Regions from separate parts of the Homo sapiens genome. Here region 1 is linked to region 2. Evidence: chromatin loops called from intact Hi-C (ENCODE). Cell type or tissue: HepG2. All regions are shown on one strand. Links, peaks and the distances in the headings refer to the core of each region. The heading gives the core; the rest is flanking DNA.

Region 1 (15,926 bases), core at 3,289-11,288, 54 kb before region 2:
CATTTAAGCACTTAAGCATAAACTTCTGTCATTTGCTTACATTGGGTTTTGTTTTAGTTTCAAAGAAATTTGATCCTCTATTACTTTGTGAAGCAAGTTGAAAAGAACAACAAAAAGTACTCAAACTATATTTAACACTAAAGTAATTATTTATCATACCACTAAAACAGAGGAGAAAGTACAGTTAGCCCCTGAAATCACTCATGGGTTTTGTCACTAATATTCAGAGGGAGGTCTTTTTTCACATACCAAGCTTATTAGCTCAGAACAGTGAGAAACAATGGCTTGTAGTTAACCAGTGAACCAAGCTTAATTGGAAAAATATTTGCATTCCCTAAGGGTAGAGCTGGGTCAAAAGAACCTCACTTTCACATCAAAACTGCACCATCCAGGAGGTCAAAGCACCTGATGTAGATACAGAAGAATGCTCAAGGTTCAGTGAGTTTTTTCCTCAAAAAATGTAAGAAGCTCGCAAAAAGTAACAGTTTAAAACTGTCAATGGCCCCAGTGACCACCCCCTTACCTAATCAGCCCACTGTAAGCTAATCTCTATCCTACTAGAATGAAACACATTCACCTAAGAAAGGAAAATGAATGACAGTGAAACTGGTTTAAGAAAAACACATAAAGAAATAAAATCTGTATTTGGTCCATCCAGATTTGCAGAAGCAAAAGCAAAAGTTGTTTATGATACTGAGTGTGTCTCACTTGTTAATATTTGTTAGCAAGAAAATCAAAGTCTGTTCCCTATTTGTCCCATCTTTTTCATATTTTGCCTCGTCTCCCTGGATTGTTTGGGTGAGGGTAGCTCATCAAAGAGCTATGACACTTTGGGGCCAGGCACAGTGGCTCACACCTGTAATCCCAACACTTTGGGAGGCCAAAGCTGAAGGCTGGCTTGAGGATAGGAATTCAAAAACAGCCCGAATAATATAGTAGACCCTATCTCTACAAAAAGTTAAAAATTTAAGCAGGCATGGTGGCTCATGCCTATAGTTCCAGCTACTTGGGAGGGTGAGGTGGGAGGAAAACTTGAACCCAGGTGTTCAAGGCCACAGTAAGCTATGATTGTGCCACTGTATTCCCACATGGCTGACAGAGCAAGAGCTTGTCTAAAAAAAAAAAACAAAGAAAGACAGAAAAGAAAGAAAGAAAAGAGAGAGAGAGAGCTATGACACTTTGGCATCTCAAATAGTTCAACTACATCAAAGACAGCACAAGAAGTAGAAGAAAGGATTTCACATTAAATGCAATGAAGAGTAAGGCCATGTTCGTCTTACTCTCAGCCTGCCTACCACAGAGAATGCCTTGGAATCAGAGGTTCCCTGAAGAGACCCTCTCCTCTTAGAATAATCCAAAACCAGAATCTCCAGAGCCCCGTGGTCAAAACTAAAACGTTCCATCTAGGAGTGAGAGAGCACGATATCTACTTCCTCACACTTCTCCTCGGTTCTCAAATAAAAGCGCTCACTTACATTTGCCATCTTTATTCTGTGATCCGTTTTTATGTTACAGCAAATAAGCAAATTATGAGGTCCTCTGGGCGAAAGGAAAATCAGCATGGAATGTAAGTTATTGTGCCATCTAGAGAAAATGTGAGAGGCTGGAAGCCTCAATCAACTGTCTTCCTTGAAGAATAACCTAGATCTTGGCTCCCACTGGCAAAGATGAGTGGGGGTTATTGTCTTCTCTAAGAAACTAAACGTCCCTCACATGCTTGAAGATGTCGCAAGGGAGACCTGATGGCCCCATTTCTGTGAGGTTGTTCCTCAAAGAAGAATCAAAGATTTCAGTCACATTAGCATCATCATGTTCTCTTAGTCCAGAATTTTTCAGCAAACATATTCCACAAAATTTTCTGCAAGTTCAGGGTACATATAGCAGGTGCAGTGGATTTTTGTTATGTTTTAATATAACATACTAGAGAAAATCCAGAACATTCTTCTCCCTCTCTCTTCTTCATCACATTCACATCTCAGCCTATAGAGCAGAGTTTATTCCTTAGTATAATATCAAGGCCTGTTTTAAAAATATATATATTATACATGTGAATGAGAAATGAGTCACATTTATTTTACCATGTCTCTGGTTTTTAAATAAAATTAAAAGGTTGGGAAACTGTTTTTCAGTGTCACAACCTCTCTGTTCTTACTACCATAATATTTACTTGATATTATTTCAGTTCTTCCTTCCCCACACCCATGTTGAATCCCAGACCACAAACTACTGTAATTTTTCTTTATTATCAACATATGTAGGAATGCAGAATTAAAATTATTGATCAAGTTTCATGCAAAGTTCCAAAACCAAAGAAAGAAAGAAAGGAAGAGAGGAAAAAAGAGAGAAAGACAGGGAGAAAAATAAAAAGAAGGAAAGAGAGGAAGGAAAGAGAGGAAGGAAAGGAAGGAAGGAAGGAAGGAAGGAAGAAAGGAAGGAAGGAAAGAATGAAGGAAGGAAGGAAGGAAGGGAGGGAGGAAATCAGACCTTTTCATTTCATCGGGATACCTACCACCTCTCTTTTTGACTCAAGCTAATGTTAAATGTTAAAAAGAGTCTCCATTTTTAGAATACACCAACCAATAGAAGGACCCCCCCATGCCCTAGAGCTCCCTGGATAGTAGAAAATTAGTCAAAAATTTAAAATTTACTATAGATGATCCATAAAATTAAAAATCATACAAAGCATGTTAAGAGCTGGGTGACATATATATATTAACTATAAAGAGAGCAGATATAGAAAGGAAGCCAACATTTATCTAGCAGAAGAAAAAAACACCATCATTTGTATCAATAAAAAGCATGTATGATGAGCGGGCATGGAGGCTTATGCCTATAACCCAGCACTTTGGGAGGCCGAGGCATGTGGGTCGCTTAAGTCCAAGAGTTCAAGACCAGCCTGGGCAACAATGGCAAAAATCCGTCTCTACTAAAAGTGCAAAAAATTGGCCAGGTGTGGTGGTACATGCCTGTAGTCCCAGCTAGTCAGGTGGCTGAAGCAGAAGGATTCCCTGAGCCTGGGAGATCGAGGCTGAAGTGAGCCTTGATCATGCTACTGCACTCCAGCCTGGGTGACAGAGCGAGACCCTGTCTCAAAAAAAAAAAAAAAATGCATAAAAATGTTCATTTACATCCTCATTTAACCCATACCATACTGTATTCTACTTGCAGTATTTGCTAACTACTCCCCAGATAGATGGGCTCACTTTGAGGCCAAGGATTGTGTTCTACCATAATCTCATTCCTTCAGCACAGCTCAGCACCTGGCAAATTGGAGGCAACAAATGTCTATGGATCCCTCTGTAACCATGAACAAGTCAGTCAGGGTAACTGCACTGTCAAAACTTACAATTAACTGGATAGTATGTATTTGATGAGGGGAACTGAATTACAGGGAAACCTAGGTTAGGCCAAGTGTTGCTTTCGTCACCAATTCACAGTTAAGGAAACTGAGGCCACGGGCCACCCAGCTTAGGACTTTTGACTATAAACCCTGAGATCTCTCTCCCTTACATAAGCATTTTGTTTTCATTGCTGTTGACACTTTGTTAATCTTGCTTACTTAAAACTAATTTCTGCTAATAGCTTCAGGGTCTTTAGCAACTGTCAGCATGTAATGTGTCTGCATTTCATATATATAATTAGTTTTCATGGCAACAGTCCACTTTTAGTCAATCAACATTATAAACTTATTTATTTATTTATTTATTTATTTATTTATTGGCTGATACGGAGTTTTGCTCTTGTTGCCCAGGCTGGAGTACAAGGGCCCAATCTTGGCTCACTGCAACCTCCGCCTCCCGGGTTCAAGCAATTCTCCTGCCTCAGCCTCCTGAGTAGCTGGGATTATAGGTGCCCGCCACCACACCCGGCTAATTTTTGTATTTTCAGTAGAGACGGGGTTTCACCATGGCAGCCAGGCTGGTCTCAAACTCCTCACCTCAGGTGATCCAACTCGCCTCAGCCTCCCAAAGTGCTGGGATTACAAGTGTGAGCCACCGCGCCTGGCAACATTATAAACTTATAATGAATTTATGGAGTGTTACTAGTAAACAAAATGAATATTCTTTAAATAAAAAAAATTTCTAAAAGCCTCTCAAATGTGCTTGTCTTTCTCCTTGCATTTGCTAGTCTCTGCTTAATATATGTTTAGCTTGATGCATTCTTTGATGCCCAACATGTGTTACTCTTTGACAGATGGCAGAGATGGCAAGCACAAAGAAATGAGATTCACGCTATTCCATTTGCATGGATGAAAATACAGACACTTTCTAAGTGAAGTAGAAATTCTCTGACAATTAACAAGAAGAGTTTCTGTGTCCGAGATATCTAATAAATGTTATTTGCTCAAGAACCAAAGAGAAATACTTTCTTCAAGGGCATACATCTCCTCTGTATATACAGGAAACTTGGTAAGCCCTATTGCTCAGGTCACAGAGTAATTCTAAATCCCCTGCCTACTGGCACTGAGTTGTTGACAACTGAGGATTTTAAAGTGGATTCCCTTGTGTAGATTTACATTTACGATTATTAGATCTCTGAGTAATAAGGAGTTTAGATTTCTGTAAAGTACTCTATAAGGAATATCAAACTGGCTGTACTTTGGACATCTGAATATGCAAGGCTTATAAGTTCAACTAATTGAGGCCATAACTTGTATCTGAATATCTTAGGGCACAGGGGGAGTTTGTATAGTTTGAATGTCCCAAGAGTTGAGAATCCCTGCTTTTGGGACTTGTTATAGCCAGAGCCCCCTTCTGCCAAGTTTGAGGGCCAAACCCACGCCCATGGCCAATCATGCCCCAGAGGTATATTGATCAAACTAGTAGCCAACACAGCTGCTAAATTTTATGGTTCTATGTCCCTACTCCTGGCCTTTTAACCCACCCTCAATGGTCCACTGAACTACTGATTTTTCGAAAACCACCTCCTCTCTGAAGTGTCCTTTCCTTGATTCCCTTATCATGCAATATTAATTGCATGCCCCTTGAAATGCTTATCAACATTGGGCTTAGACACTGTGAAGCAATTACTACAGGTTACTACAGTTATTTGTACGCATATCTACGCTTGCTGGACAACAAGCTCTTCCTTGGAAAGCAGGAGCCACATAGTTCTCATTTTTCATCAACATCATGTATCCGATACATGATAGATATTTACTTAATATTTCTTGATAACCACAGCTCTAAGATAAACATTAGTTTTTTCCAGTCTCCACAGAGGAAATTATATTATAGGTCCTAGAATCAGGATTTAAACTTAAGGCTATTTGTTTCCAAAATTCACGTCTTTTCCACCATGCCATGCCATGCCATCTCTCAATGATAAACAACGCAAAACAGAAGCATTTAGGTAAAAAATGATGAGCCCTCCCTACTGACGGAAACACATAAATGAAAGTTTGGAGAGATGATTCAGGCTAAAGAAGCTTAATCACCCAAAATGTAGGCAGTAAATGTAATCAAAGAGGTATGCACACAAAAAAATAGCACAACCGAAGGAGAATATTAACCCTCATTCCCTTTGCACAGAAGCTAGACTTCCTGGACAGACTTTATCATTTGTTTGTTTTCCTGAGTATGTAAGTATCAATATTAAGAAGAAAAACAAGCTGAATTAAATCTCTCTTTTCAACTTAGGTTTATTGAAAGAGTAGTTGAAAAATATACCATTGCTATCCTATTTCATTTCAACTCCTCATTTTCACCCTGCAATCCCAAAATTATAATGGTACGGTAAGAAAGAATGGTAATAACTTGGAACTTAAGATACAATGCAGACAGGCAACTTGGGCAACAACTTAACATTAGCCATCCAATATTCCAAACAGAATGGGGAATTGGAGTTAGAACCAAGCTACCCATTGCCATGATTCATCTAAGTTTTGCAACAAGAGGCCTAGCTTGCTTTGTGCCTTAGTTACATTCAATACAAATAATTCAAGGAATCCATGAGATGACACAAAATCCATCCCACATGAAACATTCTTTCCTGCGCTATCTTCTATCAGCATTTATTTTTATAATACCAAAATGAAGACATGAATGAATAAAAAAGGGGGCAGGCAGGGAGAGGCTTGTGTTCAAATGCCCACACTGTGTTCCTTTCCATTGAATTGTAATACTTGCATGGTATGAAATACTGGAGGAAAAACACATTTATTTAAGAAAGCAAGTCTCTTACACTTTCTTGAATACAAAGAAAAAATTAGCTACTTTACCCCTCAAATGAAAAAAGAATGATACTCCATCCAGTGTTAGTCCCAACTAAAGTCTTCAGTGAACCCATTATCAGGGACTACTGTAGAATTATTATTATTTTTTAAATTCCACTAAATGTGTGTCAGAATTACTGTACCCCAATTAGCAATAACCAAAATGTAGCAGTCAGTTTTGTTTGCAAGGGCTGTCTAGTCAATTCCTGGCTGATCCCTCCTGGTATTACTTTCATTATGAGCACTCAGAAGAATAACTGTTTGGATGGCTTGTTGTGGCAATTACGTTTCCAGGTTACCAACTACCAAACAACCCCGGGCTGAATGTAACTTCTACACGTACTGTTCCAAAGACTCTAAAACCTGCCCTATGTATCAAAAGATAAATTTCAATCTTCACACCGTGGGGAGTACAATAATAAACCAAAGTAAAGGGTCAGGTCACATTGTACAAACATATTGTTTGGGCAACTTTGCTCTAAAAAGTCATTTTGTCTAGCTTCAAAAGGAGAAGGAATTTGGCCTCTAAAACTATCAGAAAACCTTTTAAAATGGACCACCACAAAGAACACTTGAAAGAATTTCTCTCTTGTAAATTTGCTTTGCTAGTGTGCAAGGCAGGCTATCTTTGCCATTCAATACTCTTTCATCTCTTTCAAGATTAGTATGTTCACACAGGATCCCACAGCTCAAGGGGGACAGAGAGAACTTAGAAAGGAAAGAGTGGGCAGCCATAGCAACTGAGGGATGGAGAAACAGGATCCACAGGGAATGATGTTTGAAACTGAAATTATTCTATCTGAATAAGAGAAGTCTAGGTAGGCTGTGGTTTAATCATATTTTTCAATACTGCGATGAACCCTTACGCAGCAGAGTAGTGCCAAAAAGGCTTAAATTGCAGTTTTAGAAACTAGGCATTTTTATCGTTTATAGATGAATTATAACAACTGGGATATTTACTTTAAAACTACAATATTTGAGGAGAAAAAGAATATTGAAATAAAAAGAAGGCAAAAAAATGAAGGCTTCTTCCCTGTTCCTTCCAGGATGATAAAGATATATATTTGCTTTCTTTTGTTTCCAGCTCTTCCTGGCATCTTCCTTCTTTCACTCAAACAGCTAATGAAATATCGCCCCTTCTATAAAATCTTTCCTATCTAACTGGAAGACGGGAAGAGAATTCCCTCTGGTAACAATGTATAATTCCCATAGCTCTCTCTACTCAACCCTTTAAAGTGCATTGAGCCATTGCTTATACAGTGTTAATAAATAAAAGTTAATTCTTAGTTTGAAGTTTTTTAAGTTGTCTATATATACCTTTTTTTTTTTTTAATTCAGAGACAGAGTCTTGCTCTGTCACCCAGGCTAGAGTTCAGTAGCACAATCACAGCTCACTGCAACCTTGATCTCTTGGCCTTAAGCGATCTTCCTGCCTTTGCCTCCTGAGTAGCTAGGACAGGAATAGATGATATGGACTAGAATGGGTCGTATATTATATACAAAATGGTAATATTTTAAATCTAATCCTTTATTTGATATGCGATACTAAAGTACAAAAGTTATTGAATAATTATATTTAGAATTAACCTTTATTATATCTAAATAGATATTTGAATCTCGTCAGAAATATTTGGATATACTCAGCAATATCTAAATGCTTTTAAGTATTTTTTATAATTATATAAAGTAACTTCTTTTAGATTATCTGCATGTGAGTATACAGATTTCTCAGACTAAATTGTACATGTAATAACATATTTCTACTTGATTCTGATGACAGATTATATTTCAGGAGATCAAACTCAGTAGCTTCTTCATATTCTTTTTCCAATATTGGTAATCCTCCACAGGAAAAAATTTCCAAAAGAAAGTGTTGCTTCCTCAGCAACCAGAAAACCAAGAAGGAGAAATTATGTATAGATTGGAATAAACATGTTGCACAACTATTTTTTAAGTGTATTTAATTCTGAAAGCAATTAGGTGAAAAATCAGTTCTTCATTTCAGGAGGCTAAAAAATAAGAGATTTGGAAAGGAAGAGACCCTGTGTGAAATTCACAAAGTAACCATCAAATATACTGACATCTAAAGGCATGCGGTAGCTACATATCTAAATGAATTGTAATTGAAATACATTCCCAGTGTGGGAGACTGTATTTTCCAAAAATGGCCACAGCAATATTTCTGGCTCACATTCTTTTTTATAATTTTGCCACTTCCCATCAAGAGATGGAATCTATTTCCCCTCCCCGAAAACCGGGATATGACTTCGGACTGCCTGGAAGAATAAATGCAATAGGAGTGATGCTGCGTGATGTCCAAGCATCTTTTCCTCGCAGTCTCCCTCTTTTTTCCTGCTCCCAGCTTAGAACTCCACCACCATTCTGTAAGGAAGGAAAATCTAGCCCACAAGAAGAGACCACATGGAAAAGTCAGGTGAAGAGGAGGAACCAGGGCCCAATGACAGCCAACATTAGTCACCACTCATGCATGTGTAACAGCCCTCAGATGGTTCCAGCCTACAGCTTTTAGATCTCCAGCTAAGGCTCCAGACATCGTGAAGCAAAGAAAAGGCATCTCTGCTGCACCCTCCCTGAATTCCTGACACACAGGAATCCAGGTGCAGAATAAGTCATAGTTTTACGGTACTAAGTTTTGGGGTGACTCACTATGTTGTCTTAATAATTGGAACAGTTTGTTTGTTTTTTTTAAACTAAGCAATTTAAAACATAAAAGAACAGTAGTATTTAAAGCAAAAACTCATTACAGCCATTTTCATATATTAGGAAAACAGCATGATTACTATTCATTAAATACACAAACACACACACACATATTTCTGTGCACAAGACACTGTGTTTGATGCTGGGCTGGTATAAAAATGAGTATAAACAGGCATGGTATCTAACCTCTTGGAGTTTACAATCTAGGAGGAGAGTTAGACTTCAGCTATGCAACCCCACAAAGGTAAAATTCAGCTGTAGCAAGTGCTGCAAAGGAGAAAGGCCTGATGTATATCAATAATGGGGAACTGACCTAGTTAGGAAAATCAGACAAGACTTCCCTGAGGAAATGACACTGGTGCTAGGGTAAATATGAGCAAAAAAGGCAAAAAGAAGAATGAGGGAGAATGTTCCAAACTCAAGAGAACAGCCATGTGCAAAGGCCCTGAGATAAGAGGTAGCACAGGTATGCTGTGGACAGAAGAAAGGCCAGAAGTCATGCCATGTCCCTTCCATTGCATTTTATTCTTCCAAGTAGTCCCAAGTTCCATCCAGGTTCCCAGAGAGAAAAAACATACTCCACTTCTTGAAAGACGGTGGCAAGGTCAGAGAAAAGAGAGCAAAAGGAAGTGTTAGACTGTGGATCCTGAAAGGTATGACGACCCCAGAACACACATAGTATCTTTCAGACTTCTATTGACCAGAACTCAAAGTAAGAAATACGTCTTATGTTGCAATCCAATCCAATTCACACACACACACGCAACCAAAATCACAATTTCACAAAACAGTACTTATCTTTGCTATCTCTAGTGCAGCCTGATATGTTCTATTTTATGTTTGTATACATTTGTCACAACTACCTAAATTGATTTTCAACGTACTGAAGATTCATGAACTGAAGTCCAAAAAACATTGATGTAAAGTCTTGCAGGCTAAGTTTAAGGCATTTATCTTTATGCTAAGAGTAACAGGAAGTCACTGATGAGTTTTAAACTCAATGGTAACAGGATCAGATTAGTGTTTCCATATTCTGGATGAAATAAAATATAAAACAGAATGCAAAAGCTGAATGGGTGCAAGGAGACACAGTAGGAGACTACTGAGGCAAATCAGGCAAGGTGTACAGTAGCTTGGGTTATGATGGTAGAGGTGGCAGAAGTGGAGAGAAGAGGGTGAATTTCAGAAACAGGAGTTATAACTGATGGGCATGATTAAGCAGTGAGAATAAGGAAGGTTTATGACTCTCAAAACTGGAATGGATAGTGGGAAGTGAAGAGAGGAGAAGGAACATAGGAGGAAAGTCAGGTATAGAGCAGGGAAGATAGCCCTTGCAAACAAAACCGGCTTCTAGTTTGTAGTTATTGCTAATTGGAGTACAGTAATTCTGAAGCATGATTAGTGGAATTTGTTTTTAAATAATTCCATAGTCCCTGATAATGTCTTCACTGGAAACTAGCTGGAACTAACATTGGACAAAGTATCATTCTCTTCTGAAGGTTGTACATAGAGAGTCAAATGAAAAAAACAAAGGTATTGTTCTTTTATCATGGGTATACTTACTGGAAATGCTGGACACAATATGTTATCTTGGATAGCTCTGAGTTTTTGCTTAGCTAGTTGACGAAAACCAGGACTTGCGGTGGCCCTCATTAAATAAGGTTAAGATGCCAAATTTTCTTCAAGGTAACTCAGAGCAGAGGTTGGCAAACTATGACCTATGGGCCAAATTCTGTCTATCTTCTGATTTCCAATAAAGTTTTATTAGAACACAGACACACCCATTCACTCACAAATCATCAATAGCTGCTTTCATGCTACCACAGCAGAGTTGAGTAGTTACCACAGTGACTATATGGCCTGCAAAGCCTAAGTTATTTACTATCTGTTTACAGTAAACATGTAACTTAGAGAAAGGGATTCAAAGGCTAAAGGAAACAGAAATTGTGGAGTAGCTTTGGCATGAGCACCCCACCCACTAATCTTCTATCTATGTAATTCAAGTGAGGATCCCAAACACACTCCCTTCAACGAGGCCTTGAGAAACACACTGGTGAAGAATGTTGCTCCAGCAACTCTAAAAGTACTCTACTTGTTGTTCTCCCTAGACCAGACATGCTGGTGGAAGATGCTGCATTTGAAACGGGCTTTCTGGTTTCAGTGATGTATCAGGATCCTGGGGTGGCAAAAGGAGAAAAACAGCACTTATTCTCCAGAGACAAAGCAGGCAGAGCAGTCACAAGAGGGCGGCACAGCAAACATGGTAACCACAATCAATGGATTTTATGATGGTGACTAAATGATCACGAGATTCCCAAGATTAAAAGACTTGTACAACCCTCTACTTGATTTGTGTAACAAAAAATAGCTAGATCATGTAAACTGTGGCCTGATGTAAACTATCAGTCATCTCAACCCCACAGTCAATTACCAGACCTGACAGCCCCCAAAATTGAAGGGAAGACCTGGTACTTTGCTGAAGGATCCTACAATAATATCACAAGTAACTGCTTTGAGTCTTCCTCAAAGTCTTTTCAAAGCACACAAAGCCATTCACCAGGCAAATGTGCCCTGTGAGAAGTGAGATAGGATGCGATAACTAAAGAGACTTGAGGTTGCCTCCTCCTGAAGAGGAGGAGTGTATTTTCAAAAGCATTAGAATTAGCGGCATTAATTTTGGCAGAAACAAAAGATATGTGGTTATTCGACCATCAAAGGATGTATAGTAAGTATTTGTCATATTTCAGCTTTCCAGCATCTGAATGCGTTTTCTATTTGAATAGAATTCCAACCATATGTGTCTGGCAGGGAAGCAGATCCCACCACCACCCACAGAAGGTAAAAAGGCCAGATGTTCACTTTGTCAGCCTATTGCAGCCAAGCCCACTGTATTTGTCTGTTTTCATACTGCTATAAAGATACTACCCAAAACTAGGTAATTTGTAAACAAAGGAGGTTTAATTAACTCACAGTTCTGCATGGCTGGGAGGACTCAGGAAACTTACAATCATGGCAGAAGGGGAAGCAGGCAACGACCTTCTTCACGTGGTGGCAGGAGAGTTAGCAAGAGCAAGGAAAACTGCCTTACAAAACCATTAGATCTCGTGAGAACATATTCACTATGAGTAGAACAGCATGGGGGAAACTGCCCCCATGATCCAATCACCTCCTACCTGGTCCCACCCTCCACATGTGAGGATTATGGGGATTACAACGAGATTTGGGTGGGGACACAGAGCCAAACCATATCACCTAGCTTGGCCCAGTAGTCCCACCCAGGCTTTTACGCCAGTACTGATGGACCAACAAAGCAAAGAAGGTATAATCATGCCATCAACAGCAACCAAATCCAGGTTCTAGAGGAAGTATTTACAATATCCACTGTCAAAAGTTGGGGGCAGTAGCCTAAAAATCTGAATGTCTCCACTGTTCAATGGTGGTGGCAGGACTGTCTTTAATGGCTTGGTCCTGGTGACATAGTGTAATCTGGGTTCTGGCTGTCTTGATTTCCTGGCTGCTTATTCTCTCAACGTAGTTCTCCAGCCCCACCAGAGATTTTGAAGGATATTTAACATATTTTCAAAAATTCTTTTTCTGCTAAAATGAAGCAGAGACTTCTTTTTTTTTCCACTTATTGCAAGGAAAACTCTTGGCTAATTCACAGTGTATTTTACTCTCTCTGTATCTCTCAGTCTTTGTGAAATTATGCAAACCCTAAACATGTGAAGAACAATTCCAAGATCCAGTCACACATAGAAGTATATTATGTGCTATTTTATTTGCTGAAATATTTTCCTTTTCATATATTTATATAATAATGATCTCAACTATTTATCAAACATTCACTCTATGATTACTTCTTTTAGAAGTAATGATAAGTATCACATAACATTTGTAGAGGGATTTGTAGCTGACCAAGCATTTACATTTACATTTACATTTAATGTGCATTTGCATTTTCTCCTTTTAGTCACAGCCTGATAAAGCAGCCAATATAATGTCAGTGATCCCTGCCTTTTTTTTTTATTTTTTTTTCCAAATACCCAGTCTTCAAGAAGTAAACCCTGTCTTATTTCACTTATGAGCTATTCAATTAATGTGGCCCTTTGTAACATCAGCAACAACATGGCATAATTTCCATTTACTGAATTCTAAATATGTATTAGGTACAGTGCTAGGAGCTAAACACATACCTATATGTTTCTAATCCTCACAATAATTTTTAAAAGATAGTAGTATTATTTTCACATTTTAGATAAGGAACATGAGGCTCATAAAGATCAAAGAACTGACACCTTGAGATCTTGGGGAGAAAAGTAGCTTGTCTCCAACACATGATGCTCTCCCCTATTATCTTCCTCCCATCCTTCAAGTTGCGTTTTTTGCTTAGTAACTTGGTAAATGTTACTCGAAACATCTGGAAAAAACAGCTAAAGAAACCAAATGGCCCTTTGACAGTAGCACAGTAAAAACTTTTTAAAAATGCATTCAGAACTTAAAGTACAATAAAAATAAATAAATAAAAAATGCATTCAGTGATTCTCAGCTCTATATATCTCTCTGTAATCTCTTCACACTCTGTTGTAAATTTCCATGTAAAAATATTTCTGGTTTCCTATGGGAGCCTTTTTATAAGCAGATATGCCAAAGCCTTTTCAAGCACTGTATTGGAAACATTCAACATAAATATCCTGTCCTATAGGGAATATTTGCAAAGCCAAAAAAAAAAATGTCAATTGAGAATACAACTAAAATAATTCCCGGCAATATTTTGTGACTAATGATGACTTGTTAAAGAAGAGTATTAAGAGCCAGGCACGGTGGCTCACACCTGTAATCCCAGCACTTTGGGAGGCCGAGGTGGGCGGATCGCTTGAGGTCAGGCATTCAAGACCGAGGTGGCCAACATGGTGAAACCCCATCTCTACCAAAAAAATATAAAAAAATTAGCTGGGTGTGGTGATGCGTGCCTGTGATCCCAACTACTTGGGAGGCTGAGGCAGGAGAATCACTTGAACCTGGGAGACGGAGGTTGCAGTGAGCTGAGATGGTGCCACCGTACTCCAGCCTGGGCCATAGAGCAAGACTCCGTCTCAAAAAAAAAAAAAAAGACTATTAAGGAAATTGAAAGAATATTTTATCCCTTTTCTGGATTCACTTCCTAATTCTTTAGTCTTTCTTATATATTTTATCCTTCTTATCATCATTAAATCAAGGTATTAAAAAATTTTAAAACCCTTCACTCCCACAAACATCCTTTCAAGTGCAAAAAGACACTGAATGATCATCTTTTAATTAAATTGCATTAATTCTTAGGAAACGCTTCCTTCTGCATTAACACACAATACATGAACACACAGTCCCTCATCTGTGAGCTCTTGAGAAACATGTTTTCATTATCAATTTCCTCCCATGTAAAATCAGAATAATAACAATCCCTACTTCATAAGGTTGTTGTGAGGATTATATCATCTTTGTAAAGTACTTAGAACAACACTGACTAAACACATATCAAAGAAATACATACACACACATGTGCACATGCACAAACACTCACAGTGAGTTCCAGTTTTGTGCATCTTCTAACATTTAGGCTGGCTCAATATTCAAAAGTTAATGCTTCAAATATCTCTGCCTGTCACCGCCATTAAAAAAAAACAACAACTGTATTCCCTGTCTTCACGAAAGGGAATGCCATCTATCCAGTAGCCCAGGCCAGAAACTCAAAAATCATCCAGCTAATCTTTCTTCATTACCCCACATCCACTCAATCACTAAGCTCTGTTTCTCAAATCTAATCCTTCCACCATCTCAACAGCCTCTCCCATCATGAGTGGCACATTTACCTCCAACACATGGTCGCCTGGCCTCCAACCTTGCTGTAGCAATAAGAGTCATTGTGTCAATTCCCTGATGAAATCCCTTCAATAGCTTTTGGTTGGTTTTATTTATTTAATTTGAGACAGAATTTCACTCCTGTTGCCCAGGCTAGAGTGCAATGGTGTGATCCCAGCTCACTGCAAACCTCTGCTTCCCAGGTTCAAGTGATTCTCCTGACTCAGCCTCCCAAGTAGCTGGGATTACAGGCACACACCACCACGCCCAGCTAATTTTTGTATTTTTAGTAGAGGGGGTTTCACCATGTTGGCCAGGCTGGTCTCAAACTCCTGACCTCAGGTGATCCGCCCACCTCAGCCTCCCAAAGTGCTGGGATTACAAGTGTGAGCCACCATGCCCAGCAGCTTTTGGTTGGTTTTAGGAAAAAGATAAATTACTTTTTAAAACCCCTGATGTTGGTACCTCTCTACCTCCCATGCCTTATCTCTCACATAGTTCCATTCCCAACCTTCTATCCCAACCTCTTCCCGTGATTCAGCCAAACAGCACATGTATGTTTCTCAAATGTACCCTGTGCTCTCTCATCTGCAGACATTCACACATGTCATCTCCTTTGCCTGCAATGCTCTTCCTCCTTCTGCTTGCCTGGTGAACATACTCATTCCCTTTAGGTCACAACGTATATATCATTTCTTCCAGGAAGCTTCTGAGGATTCCCCTGGCTTATGGTAGCCATCCTTCCAGCAGCCTGTGCCGCCTGTATCCTCCCACACAGCACACTTCGGATAGCTTGCGTACGGCCCCATCTTCTCCACTACACAGCCAGCTTCAGGAAAGCTTGCCTTGTCTGATATATTCACCATTGCAAATCCAACTAACATAATGCCTGGCACATAAACTGGTGCTCATATCATTTTTTTGATGAAAGAATTTGTGATGTTAATTTTTTACCACCAAAACGTGAGAGCCATAAATTTGTGACTAGTGTCATTCCCTTGGGGTCCAAACCCTCCCACATGAAAGAAGGCTTAAAATAATAGCAGAGACCATAGATCAATTCATCTGCAGACTCCTCTTCTCCAATTGCTGCCAACAAAACCATCTTTGTAATCCTTTAGGATCACTTTGATGGAGTACTAGGAGAGTGCCATTA
Region 2 (15,926 bases), core at 3,938-11,937:
AAAAATTGCCTGAGGTCTTCAACCACAGCCAAATTCACTGGAGTCAATAAATGTGTCAGATGGACTACGTAGCTGCCACAGTCCGCTGGGAACAAAACTTTACTCTTGAAAGGACTGCACTTTTCCTATGCCAGATAGCATGTAGATGTGAACAAAAATATATATTCCAGAGCCAGAGTTCTTTTTTCAGGACTTTTTTCAGTTTCACCTCTGAAACTGACTTGCTCAATATTTATTGGTAATATTAGACTTTTACTATGAGAGAGAAATTAAGAAAAAAAGCTGACTAGAGATTCATTATATTTCAAAACAAATACACATTCCAACCCATTCATCAAACTATTTAAGCCTTTTAACTAAGTAAACATTTGTATCTATTTCATAAAGATGGTCTCAAAATTGATTTTAAATTGCTTCACCGAAAATGTCATTATACTTCAAAAAAGACTGGTTGTGTTGTTTTATTTTTACGTGATACTCAAAACCTGATTTTGAATCTTGGTTTCATCACTTAAGCTGTATCACCAATAGAAAAGTTACTTAATTTTTGTAAGCCTTAGTGTCCTTATCCATAAAACTGGCATATAGGATTAAAAGAATGTATAGAGCATAGGCCGGGCACAATGACTTACACCTGTAATCCCAGCACTTTGGGAGGCCGAGGGGGGTGGATCACCTGAGGTCAGGAGTTCGAGACCAGCCTGGCCAGTATGGTGAAACCCCGTTTCTCCTAAAAATACAAAAAATCAGCCAGGCATGGTGGCAGGTGCCTGTAATCCCAGCTACTCAGGAGGCTGAGGCAGGAGAATTGCTTGAACCCGGGAGGCGGAGGTTGCAGTGAGCCGAGATCATGCCACAGCACTCTGGCCTGGGTAAAAAGAGCAAAATTCCATCTCAGAAAAAAGGTGTACTGCTTAGAGAAGTGCCCAGCACATTGTATGCACCAAAAAGTGTTATCTCTTATTTTTTAAGGTAAATCTTTCTTCTTTCTTGTCCAAATAGTATGGTAAATTCTAAATATTATGTAAACAGAAATTGACCAGACCCAGTAAAAATACAGCAGAGCAGGAAGAAAAAGGACCCTGCCTGGAGTTTAGTCAGTGCCTCACTACCTGAAATAGGCACTGTGGGTGCTCTGTCCAGATCCACTGGCTTCCATTCGGCACTTGTGTGTGTTTCCCCTCCCGCTTCTGTGTGCCATGCCCGTGACTCTTCTTTGCATACTGTCTTCAGACTACTGGAGCAGCATCATCCAAACTGGCAGAGAGCAGAGAGTGTCTGATGATTTCTCTCCCTCCCCACCACTCTCCCTACCACCACCCCACTCCTACCTCTGTCCCTTCTGCTGGGACCGACTATTGTGAGAGTATGAAAGCCCAGCACCCTTGCTTTAGGTCAGACTAATTTGGAGGCATGATATATACTTCAGAGCTCCCATGTGGAATAAAGTTGAAGCTGCACTCGGTGGGATGTTGCCTTACCTGATGTCCTACCAATTACTCAGGAAACACTTGCAGAATAAATCACTGTGTACAAATCCTTGCCTCAAGATCTGCTTCTGGGAAACTCAACCCAAGACCCACAAGTGAAATTACTCAAAGAAAAGTTTCAATATTACATCTACTTTCAGCTGTCCTGCAGGCATATAAATTCAGCCTAGCAGCTTCTAATTCCTCCCACTGAGGCAGAAATCATTTTAAAAACCAACCTTGCTACAGGGCACAGTGGTGCATTCCTGTAGTCTCAGCTACCTGAAGCTGAGGTGGGAGGATTGCTTGAGCCCAGGAGTTCAAGGCTGCAGTGAGCTATGAGTGTGCCACTGCACTCCAGCCTGGGCAACAAAGGAGACCCTGTCTCATTTGGAAAAAAAAAAAAAAAAAAAAAGGCCAATCTAGCCATATGCAGAAAGCTGAAACTGGATCCCTTCCTTACACCATACACAAAAATTAACTCAAGATGGATTAAAGACTTAAAGGTAAGATCTAAAACCATAAAAACCCTAGAAGAAAACCTAGGCAATACCATTCAGGACATAGGCATGGGCAAAGACTTCATGACTAAAAAACCAAAAGCAATGGCAACAAAAGCCAAAATAGAAATCTAATTCAACTAAAAAGCTTCTGCACAGCAAAAGAAGCTATCATCAGAGTGAACAGGCAACCTACAGAATGCGAGAAAATTTTTGCAATCTATCCATCTGACAAAGGGCTAATATCCAGAATCTACAGAAAACTTAAACAAATTTACAAGAAAAAAAACAAACAACCCCATCAAAAAGTGGGCAAAGGATATGAACAGACACTTCTCAAAAAAAGACATTTATACAGCCAACAGACATATGAAAAAATGCTGATCATCACTGGTCATCAGAGAAATGCAAATCAAAACCACAGTGAGATACCATCTCATGCCAGTTAGAATGGCAATCATTAAAAAGTCAGGAACAACAGATGCTGGAGAGGATGTGGAGAAATAGGAATGCTTTTACACTGTTGGTGGAAGTGTAAATTAGTTCAACCATTGTGGAAGACAGCGTGGTGATTCCTCAAAGATCTAGAACTAGAAATACCATTTGACCCAGCGATCCCATTACTGGGTATATACCCAAAGGATTATAAATCATGTTACTATAAAGACACATGTACACGAATGTTTATTGGGCCACTATTCACAATAGCAAAGACTTGGAACCAACCCAAATGTCCATCAGTGATAGACTGGATAAAGGAAATGTGGCACATATACACCATGGAATACTATGCAGCCATAAAAAATGATGAGTTCATGTCCTTTGCAGAGACATGGATAAAGCTGGAAACCATCATTCTCAGCAAAATATAACAAGGACAAAAAACCAAACACCGCATGTTCTCACTCATAAGTAGGAGTTGAACAACGAGAACACATGGACACAGGGAAGGGACCATCACACACTGGGGCCTGTTGGGGGGTGGGGGGCTGGGGGAGGGATAGCATTAGGAGAAATACCTAATGTAAATGATGGGTTGATGGGTGCAGCAAACCAACATGGCACATGTATACCTATGTAACAAACCTGCACATTGTGCACGTGTATCCTAGAACTTAAAGTATAATAATAATAATAAAAGTCAACCAAGGTTAGGATGTCAACATATGAATGTTGTGGGGAGACACAAATTAGCCTATAATATCCATTATTTGTAATGCCAGAAGTACCATTTCTAACCAATCACCACCCCCCTTTATTTTGCATATTGTTTGTTCTAAAAAGTGCCTGGTTTACATATATTAGTTATGCCCATTTACTTCCTTTCTTTGAAAGTGGATAGACCCACAGGTCTTAAAGTGGACTGAAGATGAAGAAAGCAAGTGGCGAATGAAGAAATGTCTAAACATCAAAGTATCAAGGAAGGAGATTTTACGAGAGAGTTCCGTTGCATGAGCTACCAGAGAAGGATGTGGCAGGAGTTGGCACTACAATGATCATCAACTCATTCACCCTTTGATGTGTTTCAGTGTATCTATTGGCAATATACATAATTTTTATCATAGATTTGTTCTTATACATGCTAGTTTCTGGAAGCTGAAGAATAAAGTAATACACTATAGTTACAGAAAATCAGAACCCCCGGGAGAATTGATCAATTATGAGGAGTGAGGACCAAACCAAAGAGATGGGCTTTGGCTTATTTTTGCCTCAGCTTTATTAAGGTATAATTGACAAATAAAAATTGTAGTCCGAGTGCAGTAGCTCATACCTGTAATCCCAGAACTGTGGGAGGCCCAGGGCTTGAGCCCAGGAATTCAAGACCAGCTTGGACAACACAGTGGGAACCCATCTCTACAAAAATTAAAAAACTAACCAGGTGTGGTGGTGTGGGCCTATAGTCCCAAGCTACTTGGGAGGCTGAGGTGGGAGGATCACTTGAGTCCAAGGTTGAGGCTTTAGCGAGCCATGATCACACCACTGCACTGCAGCCTGGGTGACAGAGTGAAGTCTTGTCTCAAGAAAAAAAAAAAAAAGAATTAGAAAAACACGTTAAAAAATTGTATGCATTTAAGGTATACAACATGATGATATGATATACATATACATTATGAAATAAGCACAATCAAGTTAATTAGCACATCTCTCATTTCACATAATTAGCATTTGTATGTGTGGTGAGAACACTTAATGTCTATTGTCTTAGCAAATTTCAAGTAGTATATCAGATAATATTATTAACCATAGTCACCACAATGTACCTTAGATCCCCAGAACTCACTCATCTGTTAACTGAAAAAGCCAGACACAGTGAGATCAATACTGTAAGATCTCCCTCATATGTAGAATCTTTAAAAAGAGAGAGGAGAGATAGAGAGACAGAGACAGAGACAGAGATTGGTTTTTTAAATGATTTCTGCCTCAGCGGCAGGCTTAAGATGCTGCTAAGCTGGCCTGGCTGCAGAACAGCAGAAGTAGACGCACTATTAAAACTTTTCTTTGAGTAATTCTAATTGCGGCACAATTTACTCTCTTACCAGGAGTTTGTTGTGATTCTTTACACAGATTCTTAGAGTCTTTACACAGAAAATATATTTAAAAGCGGGGTGCCATGGCTCATGCCTGTAATTCCAGCAGTTTGGGAGGCTGAGGCAGGAGCAACACTTCAGCTCAGGAGTTAGAGAGCAGCCTGGGCAACACAATAAGATCTCATCACTATTGGAAAAGAAAGGAAGGAAAGAAAGGAAGGAAGGAAGGAAGGAAGGAAGGAAGGAAGGAAGGAAGGAAGGAAGGAAGGAGAAATAAAAGAAAGAAAGAGATAAAGAAAAAAGAAAGAAAGAAGGAGAAAGAAAAGAGAGAAAGAGAAAGAAAGAAAGAAAGAAGAAGAAGGAAAGAAAGAAGGAAGGAAGGAAGGAAGGAAGGAAGGAAGGAAGGAAGGAAGGAAGGAAGGCAGGCAAGCTATTTAAATAAAGCAATTTCTCCTCCATGGTGATTTCACAGTCCAGCCATGGGGAGAAAAAACTTTCATAAAACTGGGCAAGCTAAGCTCAAAATCCTTTCAATACTCCAGGCAATTTTTCATGTCCTTCACTTACAATTAAATTATTTTTGTCACTCTCAATGGGAGCAAGACCCTCTAAGATTAGGAGTTAATAAAATTGTTGCTCATTTTCTTCTGCTTGACTCTACAGACTCCGGCAAATACCTCAGGAATGATATCAGGTGCTAGTTACTGCATCAAACTAAGTTTTGTTTTTCTGTTTCTCAGCTCTCAATTATTTATATGCATAATCACTAAGTAAACAGGTATAAAAATTTCATGTACATTAGTCAGAAGCAATGTTTAAAAAAATCAATAAAGCCAAAATATATTAGGCAGTCAATGCCTTTTTTCCCCCTAAAGAATTGAAGTCTATGATTTGGCTTGCTGCCCATACAAATTATTATCAGATTTCATTAAAGCAAAAATTTAAGTAGTGTACATCTGAGTTTGCTGGTTTTTTGTTGTTACTTTTGCTAAACTGTGCTAATCCTTCTGTAATTTAAGGTTTGAGCAATAGAACAATGAAATGAAACTGGATTCACCCTGTTTCAAATTTTCCAGGGGCTTCTTTCGTATTTTCACACTACTGACAGGCTAAATTTCTCCTCTGACCTTAATTCTACACAACCTCAGAACAAAGTATTCTTTTCTTTTTTTCTCTTCAAAAGACTCTCACTATCCTTTAATACCAACAATTGTGTTTAGATGGCCAAGTGTCTGACTCCATCTCATCAAAAGGCTGCTGCTGGTATAGTCCAGTTTGGACTATCAGTTTTTTAGTCAGTAACTTTCATGGATTTTTTTTTAGTTCATGGACAGTTACTGAGGTCAAACAGTACTATCTCTTACTACTCAGAGGTTTTTGTTTTATTATAGGGTAAAATGTCTTAAGTCACCGTGAATTATAATAGCAGACTCATGAAAGAAAACTACCCCCTAGGCTGGGCATGGTGGCTCATGCTTGTAATCCCAGCACTTTGGGAGGCCGAGGCAGTGGGATCACCTGAGGTCGGGAGTTGGAGACCAGCCTGACCAACATGGAGAAACCCCGTCTCTACTGAAAATACAAAATTACCTGGGCGTGGTGGCGCATGCCTGTAATTCCAGCTACTCAGGAGGCTAAGGCAGGAGAATTGCTTGAACCTGGAAGGCAGAGGTTGCGGTGAGCCAAGATGGCACCATTGCACTCCAGCCTGGGCAACAAGAGCGAAACTCTGTCTCAAAAAAAAAAAAAAAAAAGTAAGAAAACTACCCCCTGCTGCGAACAACTAAGAGAGAAGTTAACCATTACAAAGTAACAATTGTGCAGGAAATTATGTCACTGATACAGAAGTTACTGGTTAACTGGAGTCCAGTTTCTGGAATTAATGGAAAGGGCTACTTTAATGAACTATGATGTTCTGATGTCAAAGGTTGAAAATTTTAATTAAAAAATTTTGTATCAGTTGATAAGACTGTGAGCAGCAGAGGAGATAATATTATTAAGGATAGACATCCTAATATTTTCTACTCACATATATTGGGTTCCAGCTTACTCAAAAACTACAGAAGATTCAGTAATTGCCCAATATAGCATTTTTCAACCCCTCAGTTTGGGAATCTTTTTGATCATTTCCCAGTGACATTTTCAGATAATACAATGAAACCATACTGCATGTAGATTTTAAAAGCACATTTTGAAGCATCTTTATGAATAAAAAAGTTTTAAGAACATTTAACTTAAAAATGCAGTAAAATGTTACTCAGCACACCCTGAACCCTACCTAAATGTAATTTTTCAACCATGATCAACTCCATTTTAATCTGAGGGAGACAAATGGCAAAACGAATATCAGGAATTTACTTAAACCAGAGGAGGAGAAGAGAAAGGAAGAAACAGGCCGGGCGCAGTGGCTCACGCCTGTAATCCCAGCACTTTGGGAGGCCGAGGTGGGTGGATCACGAGGTCAGGAGATCGAGACCATCCTGGCTAGCACGGTGAAACCCCTTCTCTACTAAAAATACAAAAAATTAGCCGGGAGCGGTGGCGGGCGCCTGTAGTCCCAGCTACTCGGGAGGCTGAGGCGGGAGAATGCCGTGAACCCGGGAGGCGGAGCTTGCAGTGAGCGGAGATCGCGCCACTGCACTCCAGCCTGGGTGACAGAGCGAGACTCCGTCTCAAAAAAAAAAAAAAAAAAAAGAAACAAATCACCACACTTCATTTTTTCCCAGATGCACTTTTTTTTAATTGTTATTATACTTTAAGTTCTGGGGTACACGTGCAGAACATGCAGTTTTATTACATAGGTATGTGCGTCCCATGGTGGTTTGCTGCACCCATCAACCCATCACTTACATTAGGTATTTCTCCTAATGCCATCCCTCCTCTACACTCCCACCCCGACAGGCCCCAGTGTGTGATGTTTCCCTCCCTGTGTCCATGTGTTCTCACTGTTCGACTCCCACTTATAAGTGAAAACACGTGGTGTTTGGTTTTCTGTTCCTGTGTTAGTTTGCTGAGAATGATGGTTTTCAGCTTCATCCATGTCCCTGCAAAGGACATGAACTCATCCTTTTTTATGGCTGCATAGTATTCCATGGTGTATATGTGCCACATTTTCTTTATCCAGTCTATCAATGATGGACATTTGGGTTGGTTCCAAGTCTTTGCTATTGTGAATAGTGCCACAGTAAACATATGTGTGCATGTGTCTTTATAGTAGAATGATTTATAATCCTGTGGATATATATCCAGTAATGAGATTGCTGGGTCAAATGGTATTTCTAGTTCTAGATCCTTGAGAAAACACCACACCATCCTCCACAATGGTTGAACTAATTTACACTCCCACCAACAGTGTAAAAACATTTCTGTTTCTCCACATCCTCTCTAGCACCAAGATGCACATTTTTTTCCACATCTTTAAATCTCTGAAATAAGGATGTGCCTTACAGTCAATGAACTCTTACAAGTAATTGTCCTGGCCAGGTGGTGGTCACGGCATAGGTGATTGCATGAGCAAATCAGAACTTCATCATACTGTTCACATTGTCATCACTTTAGATGAGATGTGTGCATGGTTATTATCTCAGATGTTAAGTTTAACTGACTTTTACAATGATTTTTGATGTTGTTGTTGTTTTGTTTTGTTTTGTTTTTAGCGGTAGCAAAGTTTATTGTGAAGAGCGAAAGGACAAAGCTTCCCCACGGCACAGAAGGGGACCCGAGCAGGTTACCTGATATTTTTTAAGATTACAACACGATTTAGAATTGAAATAAAGTTTTAGAAATGCCTTAACTAAAATTTTGCTTGCATTTCTCTGTTAACGTAAGAGAATGTTATATTATAAAAATATATGTCCAAAAAAGAGAAATAAGAAAAAAATCTATGTATAAGTAAGTCTAAAAGAATACTTGGCCAGGTGCAGTGGTTCATGCCTATAAATCCAGCACTTTGGGGAGGTTGACGTGAGAAGCTTACTTGAGGTCAAGAGTTTGTGGCCAGCCTGAGTAACACATTGAGACCCCTATCTCTACAAAACATTTAAAAATTAGCCAAGCGTGATGCTGTGTACCTGCAGCCCTAGATACTTGAAAGGCTGAGGTGAAAGGATCAATTGAGCCCAGGAGTTCAAAGTTACAGTGAACTATGATTGCACAACTGCACTCCAGCCAGGTTGACAAAGTAAAACCCTGTCTCTTGAAAAAAAAAGAATACTTTCAGTAAGTATAAAATTTTTGAAAATCTATGTCATAAGAAGGCACTGTGTCATCATTTAATCAGAAAATTTTTTCTTTGTTAAGGGTACATTAAAAAATGGCACATCTTGTAATCACAGTTACCTTAGACTATAGGGAGTCATCCCAGGCTGTAGATCGCAAATCTCTCCTACAGAATTACATGTACAACTGGATGCTGCCACCACTTGGCCTTTCCTAAAAAGTCTATGCTCAGCCGGGCTTAGTGCTCATGCTTGTAATCCCAGCCCTTTGAGAGGTCGAGGCGGGCAGATCATTTGAGGGCAGGAGTTCGAGACCAGCCTGGCTAACATGGTGAAACTCCATCTCTACTAAAATAAAAAATTTGCTGGGCAGGGTGGTGCGTGCCTATTATCCCAGCTACTTGGGAGGCTGAGGCAGGAGAATTGCTTAAACCTGGGAGGTGGAGGTTGCAGTGAGCAGAGGTCGCAGTGAGCTGAGATCGTGCCACTGCACTCCAGCCTGGGCAACAGAGCGAGACTCCATCTCAAAAAAAAAGAGTCCAGTTGCCATCAACATTTCTTCACCTTCGAAATCACGAAGTTTCCCAGTAGAGGAAGAAACAAAGCTGGTAGCTGTCTTCTTAGGATCTAGCCATCTTCCTTTACAGATGCTCTTCAATTTACAATGGGGTTTTGTCCTGATAAACTTACTGTAAATGCAAAATATTCTAAGTGAAAATGCACTTAATACACCTAACCTAGCAAACATCACAGCTTAGCCTAGCTTGAACACATTCAGAAGATTTACATTAGTCTACAGTTGGGCAAAATCATCTCACACAAAGCTTATTTATAATAAAGTGTCGAATACCTCATGTAATTTATTGAATACTGTACTGAAAGAGAAAAACAGAATGGTTGTATAGGTACTCTTTTTCTTTTCTTTCCTTTTTTTGAGATGGAGTCTCACTCTGAAGCCCAGGCTGGAGTGCAATGGCGCAATCTCAGCTCACTGCAACTTCTGCCTCCCGGGTTCAAGCGATTCTCCTGCCTCAGCCTCCCGTGCAGCTAGGATTACAGGCACCCACCATCATGCCCAGCTAATTTTTTTATTTCGTAGAGACAGTGTTTCACCATGTATGCCAGGCTGGTCTTGAACACCTGACCTAGGTGATCCCCCTGCCTAGGCCTCCCAAAGTGCTGGGATTGCAGGCATGAGCCACCTTGCCTGGCCGTCCTATGGGTACCCAGAGTATGGTATCTACTGAATGCGTGTTGCCTTTACAGCATCATAAGTCGAATCACTGTAAGCTGGGAACCGTCTGCACTCTCATCAACCACTTCGATTGTAAGATATTATGGAAACTAAAAGTGAGTTTATCTGACATGAGAACTAATTCTAGGGTATTCACCAATAAAAAATTATATTTATAAACATAGCCCAGATCACCAAAGAATCACTATTTACTGTTGCAGAAAAGAATAATACAGTTTAGAAACACTCCCAATCAGAAGGGTTGAAAGAAACATGGGCTTCAGGTTAGCCGATGAACAGTTAGCTAGACTATTCATCAACTAAACCTGAAACCCATGCCCTGCACTTGCTGGCTCCCTGAAGTTCTGCCATCTCGTATCAAAATTTGGATACTTTGAGACCCTCCCTTAGACATAGCATTATATTAAAATGTACATTTAGCAACATCATTTAAAAGAAATTTTTAAAAATTAAAAGGTGCAGATACCTCTCCATCAGTTTTAAAACTTCACTGCCGGCCAGGCACAGTGTCTTACGCCTATAATCCCAGCACTTTAGGAGGCTGCGGCAGGCGGATCACCTGACGTCAAGAGTTCGAGACCAGCCTAGCTAACATAGTGAAACCTTGTCTCTTCTAAAAATACAAAAATTAGCTGGGCATGGCAGCGGGCGCCTGTAATCCCAGCTACTCAGGAGGCTGAGGCAGGAGAATTGCTTGAACCCAGGAGACAGAGGTTGCAGTGAGCCGGGATTATGCCATTGCACTCCGGCCTGAGTGACAGAGCAAGACTCCATCTCAAAACAAAAACAAAAACAAAAACAAAAAACAAACAACAACACACACACACACACACACACACACACTTACTTCACTGCCATGTCTGGTAAACTGGATAAAGTCAGAATCTTTCCCAACCTTCTCAGAAAAGTGAAATCAAATTCTTCTCAAATCATTCTAGATGAGACATGTCTGGGCCTGGCTTCACATTGATCATGTAGGCAGAAGGCAGCAGAAAGTACAGAGGCATATCCTGTAGTGAACCGGGTTTCTAAATAGATAAAATGGTGAAATTTAATAAATGGTACACCATGTCTTACAAAGTTTTACTCTATTTAATTCTAGCTCCCAAAACTAAATTATGTTAAAGTCATTTCTCATGAAATTTGCTATATCATTCTTGGCTGTTATCCAGAGCCAATTCAAGCATATTACAATATGAAGTGTGTGTACATTTATTTTTTAGCACAGAACAAATGTACACTTGTTAAGATCCACTATATTTACAAGCCAGAATCTCAAACATTTTGACAGAAGTTAAATGCTTATAAAAAGAAAAAAATGGGCTGGACATGGTGGCTCATGCCTGTAATCCCGGCACTTTCTGAGGCTGAGGTGGGTGGATCACCTGAGGTCAGGAGCTTAAGGCCAGCCTGGCCAACATGGTGAAAACCCGTCTCTACTAAAAATACAAAAAATTAGCTGGGCATGGTGGTGGGCACCTGTAATCCCAGCTACTCCGCAGGCTGAGGCAGGAGAACTGCTTGAACCTGGGAGGCAGAGGTTGCAGTGAGCCGAGATTGCGCCACTGCACTCCAGCCTGGGTGACAAGAGAGAAACTCCGTTTCAAAAAAAAAAAGAAAAAGAAAAAAATGCTACCTTACATTCAACACCTTCTCAATATACCCATCAATCTCATATAAAGGTAGAGGCTGCACCAATTATCAACTGTCACCATATGCCACGCATTTTCTTCAAAGTAGAGAATGTTAGTTTTAATACTCTTATTCTGAGAAATTATTTTAAAATAGCTATGTGATGCAGCAATCTTTCACCTTGAGGTACTATCTTACAGTACTGATTTCAAAAATGGTAACTAAAAAAAAGAAATTCAGTGTCAGGCAGCATGAGCTTAGATTATAAGAAAGGAGATGTGTTCAGAGTACTGATGTAAAATCTAGTTATATTTCTGATTTCTAGATAGGAATTAACTCTCTCTGACAATCTTATATTAAAATACAAGCACGTATTAAAATAGGTAAGAATAGCCGGGCGCGGTGGCTCACGCCTGTAATCCTAGCACTTTGGGAGGCCGAGGCGGGCGGATCACAAGGTCAGGAGATCGAGACCATCCTGGCTAACACGGTGAAACCCCGTCTCTACTAAAAATACAAAAATTAGCCGGGCGTGGCGGCGCGTGCCTGTAGTCCCAGCTACTCAGGAGGCTGAGGCAGGAGAATGGCGTGAACCCGGGAGGCGGAGCTTGCCGTGAGCTGAGATCGCGCCACTGCACTCCAGCCTGGGTAACAGAGCGACACTCCGTCTCAAAAAAAAAAAAAAAAAAAAAAAAAAAAATAGTTAAGAATAAACAAGCAAGCTTAGGAATAGTGCTCCCTCCTGTGGCCAAACTTCTTGAAAATCATGGGAAAAGGCATCTCCTGGAATCCTCAGATAGGTCATGGACACAGACCTCAGAGAAGCCCACCTGCCATTGTAGGTGCTGTTTTTAAAAAGGAAAATGGGCCAGGGGACTCATGCCTGCAGTCCCAGCACTTTGGGAGGCCTAGGTGAGCGGATCACAAGGTCAGGAGTTCGAGACCAGCCTGGCCAACGTGGTGAAACCCCATCTCTACTAATAATACAAAAATTAGCCAGGCATGGTGGCGGGTACCTGTAATCCCAGCTGCTCAGGAAGCTGAGGCAGGAGAATCACTTGAGCCCGGGAGGTGGAGGTTGCAGTAAGCCGAGATCCCACCATTGCACTCAGGCCTGGGCGACAGAGCAAGACTCCATCTCAAAAAAAAAAAAAAAGCTCACAAAGTTGGGATTTCATTTTGTGGTAATGGACACAATAAAACAGAACACATTTGAAGTCATAAAAGCCTAAAGAAAAATAAATTTAACTTAGTGCTGGAGTCTACTAACCGTTTTACAAATTTTAATATCTACCATATGTGAAGAAGATGTCTATGAACATTTAAAGGGATATAACTTCTAAAACAAAAGAAATGGTTTTGGGGAGGCCAGGTGCAGTGGTTCACGCCTGTAATCCCGGCACTCTGGGGGGCTGAGGTGGGCAGAACATTTGAGGTTAGGGGTTGGAGACCAGCCTGACCAACATGGTGAAACCCCATCTCTACTAAAAATACAAAAAACTAGCCAGGTGTGGTGGCACACATCTGTAATCTCAGCTACTCAGGAGGCTGAGGCACGAGAATCGCTTGAACCCAGGAGGCAGAGGTTGCAGTGAGACGAGATTGCACCACTTCACTCTAGCCTGAGTGGCAGAGTGAGACTCCATCTAAAAATTAAAAAAAGAAAAAGAAAAAAAAAGAAATGGAATGGTCTTGGGGTTTGTAGATCCTACTCCTTATTATAAAACACAGTGGTTCTCAACCAGAACCACTCCGAAGATAATAGCAATGTCTAGACACATTTCTGGTTGTCACAACTCTGGGAAGGGGTGCTACTGGGACCTAGTGAGTAAAGGTCAGAAATATTGTTAAACAACCTGCAATGCACAGATCACCTCTCATCCCCAGAAAGAATTATCTCGACCAAAATGTCAATAGAACTGAGGTTGAGAAATCCTGATATAAGAATATTCTACAATCATTTTCATGTGCAATCTACAAGCCATAAACTTTATAAATAGTATTTATTAAATTCAAAGCCAAATACATTTTCACTAAAACTCCAGCAATAAAATCAGAAATTCAGGAAATATGATTCTCATGAACTCAGTCTCATGTCTGATTACATTCTTTTAGGCTATTTTGTCTTATGATATACTTACAATGTTTAGCCGTTGTCTTTCAAAGTAGAAAATACAGGCCACATGAGGTGGCTCACACCTATAATCCCAGCACTTTGGGAGGCCGAGGTGGATGGATCACCTGAGGTCCGAAGTTCAAGACCAGCCTGACCAACATGGCAAAACCCTGTCTCTACTAAAAACCCCAAAATTAGCCAAGTGTGGTGGCACATGCCTGTAATCCCGGTACTCAGGAGGCTGAGGCAGGAGAATCATTTGAACCCGGGAGGCGTAGGTTGCAGTGAGTGGAGAGTGTGCCATTGCACTCCAGCCTGGGCAACAAGAGTAAAACTCCATCTCAAAAAAAAAAAAAAAAAAGAAAATACATTTCAGTGTTTTGGTCGATAGGAAGCATGAGATATAAATTCATATATGTATTATTGTCCCGTGGAGAAATGCTAAGAGAGTAAAATTGTTTAAATTAACTCCAGGTGGGTCTAAATGTTTTCATTAGAAAATATGCCTGCTAGCAAAAGTGCTTTGAGAGCAGGAGCAAAGAGAGAACAGATTAACAGACACATTGTCATCCCTCCAGCAACCAAGGAAAAGCAATTATTTTAGGACTGAGATCCCCAGCCTGGGATCCTTGTATCCTTAGGCTCGTGAAAATAAGAAGAGTCTGAAAGCTATTTTCACCATGTCAAAAATCATCTGATAACAATGGAACATTTATCTATAATAAAATAGATTAGTCTCACTAAAATGAAAAAATCAGTGTGTAGACACTTACTACATGGAAGTTCATTTCATCTAATGTAACGTGGCCGGAATTTCTATACCCTCTACAAAAAAAAAAAATACAAACAGTTCTTTAGGTTTAAACAAAAGGTTGCAAACTACTGGCCTGAAGAAACCAAGCCTTTAAGGTGAATAAGTGTGGAAAAGTAAAACCATAATACAATATTGCATCGACTTTGTTTCTCCAGTTTGCTACTTGCAATCTTCATACAGTGTTTGGTATATGATTACAAATGCAAATATTCTGGCTTAAGCCAGAACTTTAAAAAGGAGTAGAACCTCCCCCAAGTTCAGAATGGTGGTGATGGCAGTCAGAAAGCCCCAAGGGAAACAGCAGAGGGACTGTGAGACCAGACTTCTAAAACCATGACAGAGAACCATCCTCCCACATCAAAGCTGAGGATCTGCGTTGGTTTTTATGAAGGAGGCCCATGGGTTGTTTCATTATGGAACTTAATGAAAATTAGAGTGATGGTAACTTCTAACCCCTTTATTACAACCAGCCTAACCATCACTACTCCACCAAGAGAGCCAAAAGCATTGTGGTCTTGGGGTAACTTTACTATTTTATTTGGGCTTACCACCAATTAGGTAATACAGATGGTCTCTGACTTATGGTGGTTTGACTGATGATTTTGCAACTTTATGATGCTGCCAAAGTGATACACAACCAGTAGAAACCATCCTTTGGATTTTGAATGTTGGTCTTTTCCTGGGCTTGTGCTATGCTGTACAATATTCTCTCATGAAGGTGGGCAGCAGAAATGAGTAGAGCTCCCAGTCAGCCAGGTGATCACCAGGATAAGCACCCAATACTCTACAGTGTACTGTGTTGTCCAGTGATTGTGCCCAACCCTAGGCTAATGCACGGGTTCTGAGAATGTTTAAGGTAGGCTAGGCTAAGCTATGATGTTTGGTAGATTAGATATATTAAACACATTTTTGACTTATTATGTATATAGATATATCTCTAGTGACCAGGCGCAGTGGCTCACGCCTGTAATCCCAACACTTTGGGAGGCTGAGACAGGTGTATCACCTGAGCTCAGGAGTTTGAAACCAGTCTGGGCAACAGGATGAAACCTTGTCCCTACTAAAAATACAAAAAATTAGCCGGGTGTGGTGGCACATGCCTGTAATCCCAGCTACTTGGGAGGCTGAGGCACAAGAATCACTTGAATCTAGGAGGTGGAGGTTGCAGTGAGCTGAGATCATGCTACTGTACTCCAGCCAGGGTGACACAGTGAGACTTTGTCTCAAAAAAACAAAACAAAAGATACATCTATAGATAGATATAGATATGTAGATATAGCTATAGATAGACATATAGAGATATAGAGATCAATAGACATATCTAAATGTGTGTAAGTGTATCTATCTATCTATCTATCTATCTATCTATCTATCTATACATATATGTACTTTTTT

The links. Hi-C counts contacts between places; a loop is a spot of excess contacts. Peaks named below come from ENCODE experiments on the same cell type or tissue, not always from the same donor. Only the 100,000 strongest peaks of a DNase experiment are listed, where the experiment ranks them.
Region 1: it touches region 2 in a loop (7-fold over the local background); 2 of 110 quality-filtered maps call a loop at or near these places.

The regions. Positions count from the first base shown.
Region 1 is chr6:24,323,768-24,339,693 of GRCh38, forward strand. The region is part of intron 2 of DCDC2 (doublecortin domain containing 2); the gene reads right to left. Among named protein-coding and RNA genes, the nearest start is that of KAAG1, 25 kb to the right of the region's middle. RefSeq lists an enhancer at 1-658. In HepG2, for the core only: no CTCF peak of the experiment used is centred there; DNase peaks (open chromatin) are centred at 6,684 and 8,734; H3K4me3 peaks cover 278 bases.
Region 2 is chr6:24,377,094-24,393,019 of GRCh38, forward strand. It overlaps a transcript of DCDC2 not described here. Among named protein-coding and RNA genes, the nearest start is that of MRS2, 18 kb to the right of the region's middle. In HepG2, for the core only: a CTCF peak has its summit at 8,919; DNase peaks (open chromatin) are centred at 6,308, 6,570, 8,528 and 8,918; H3K4me3 peaks cover 2,320 bases.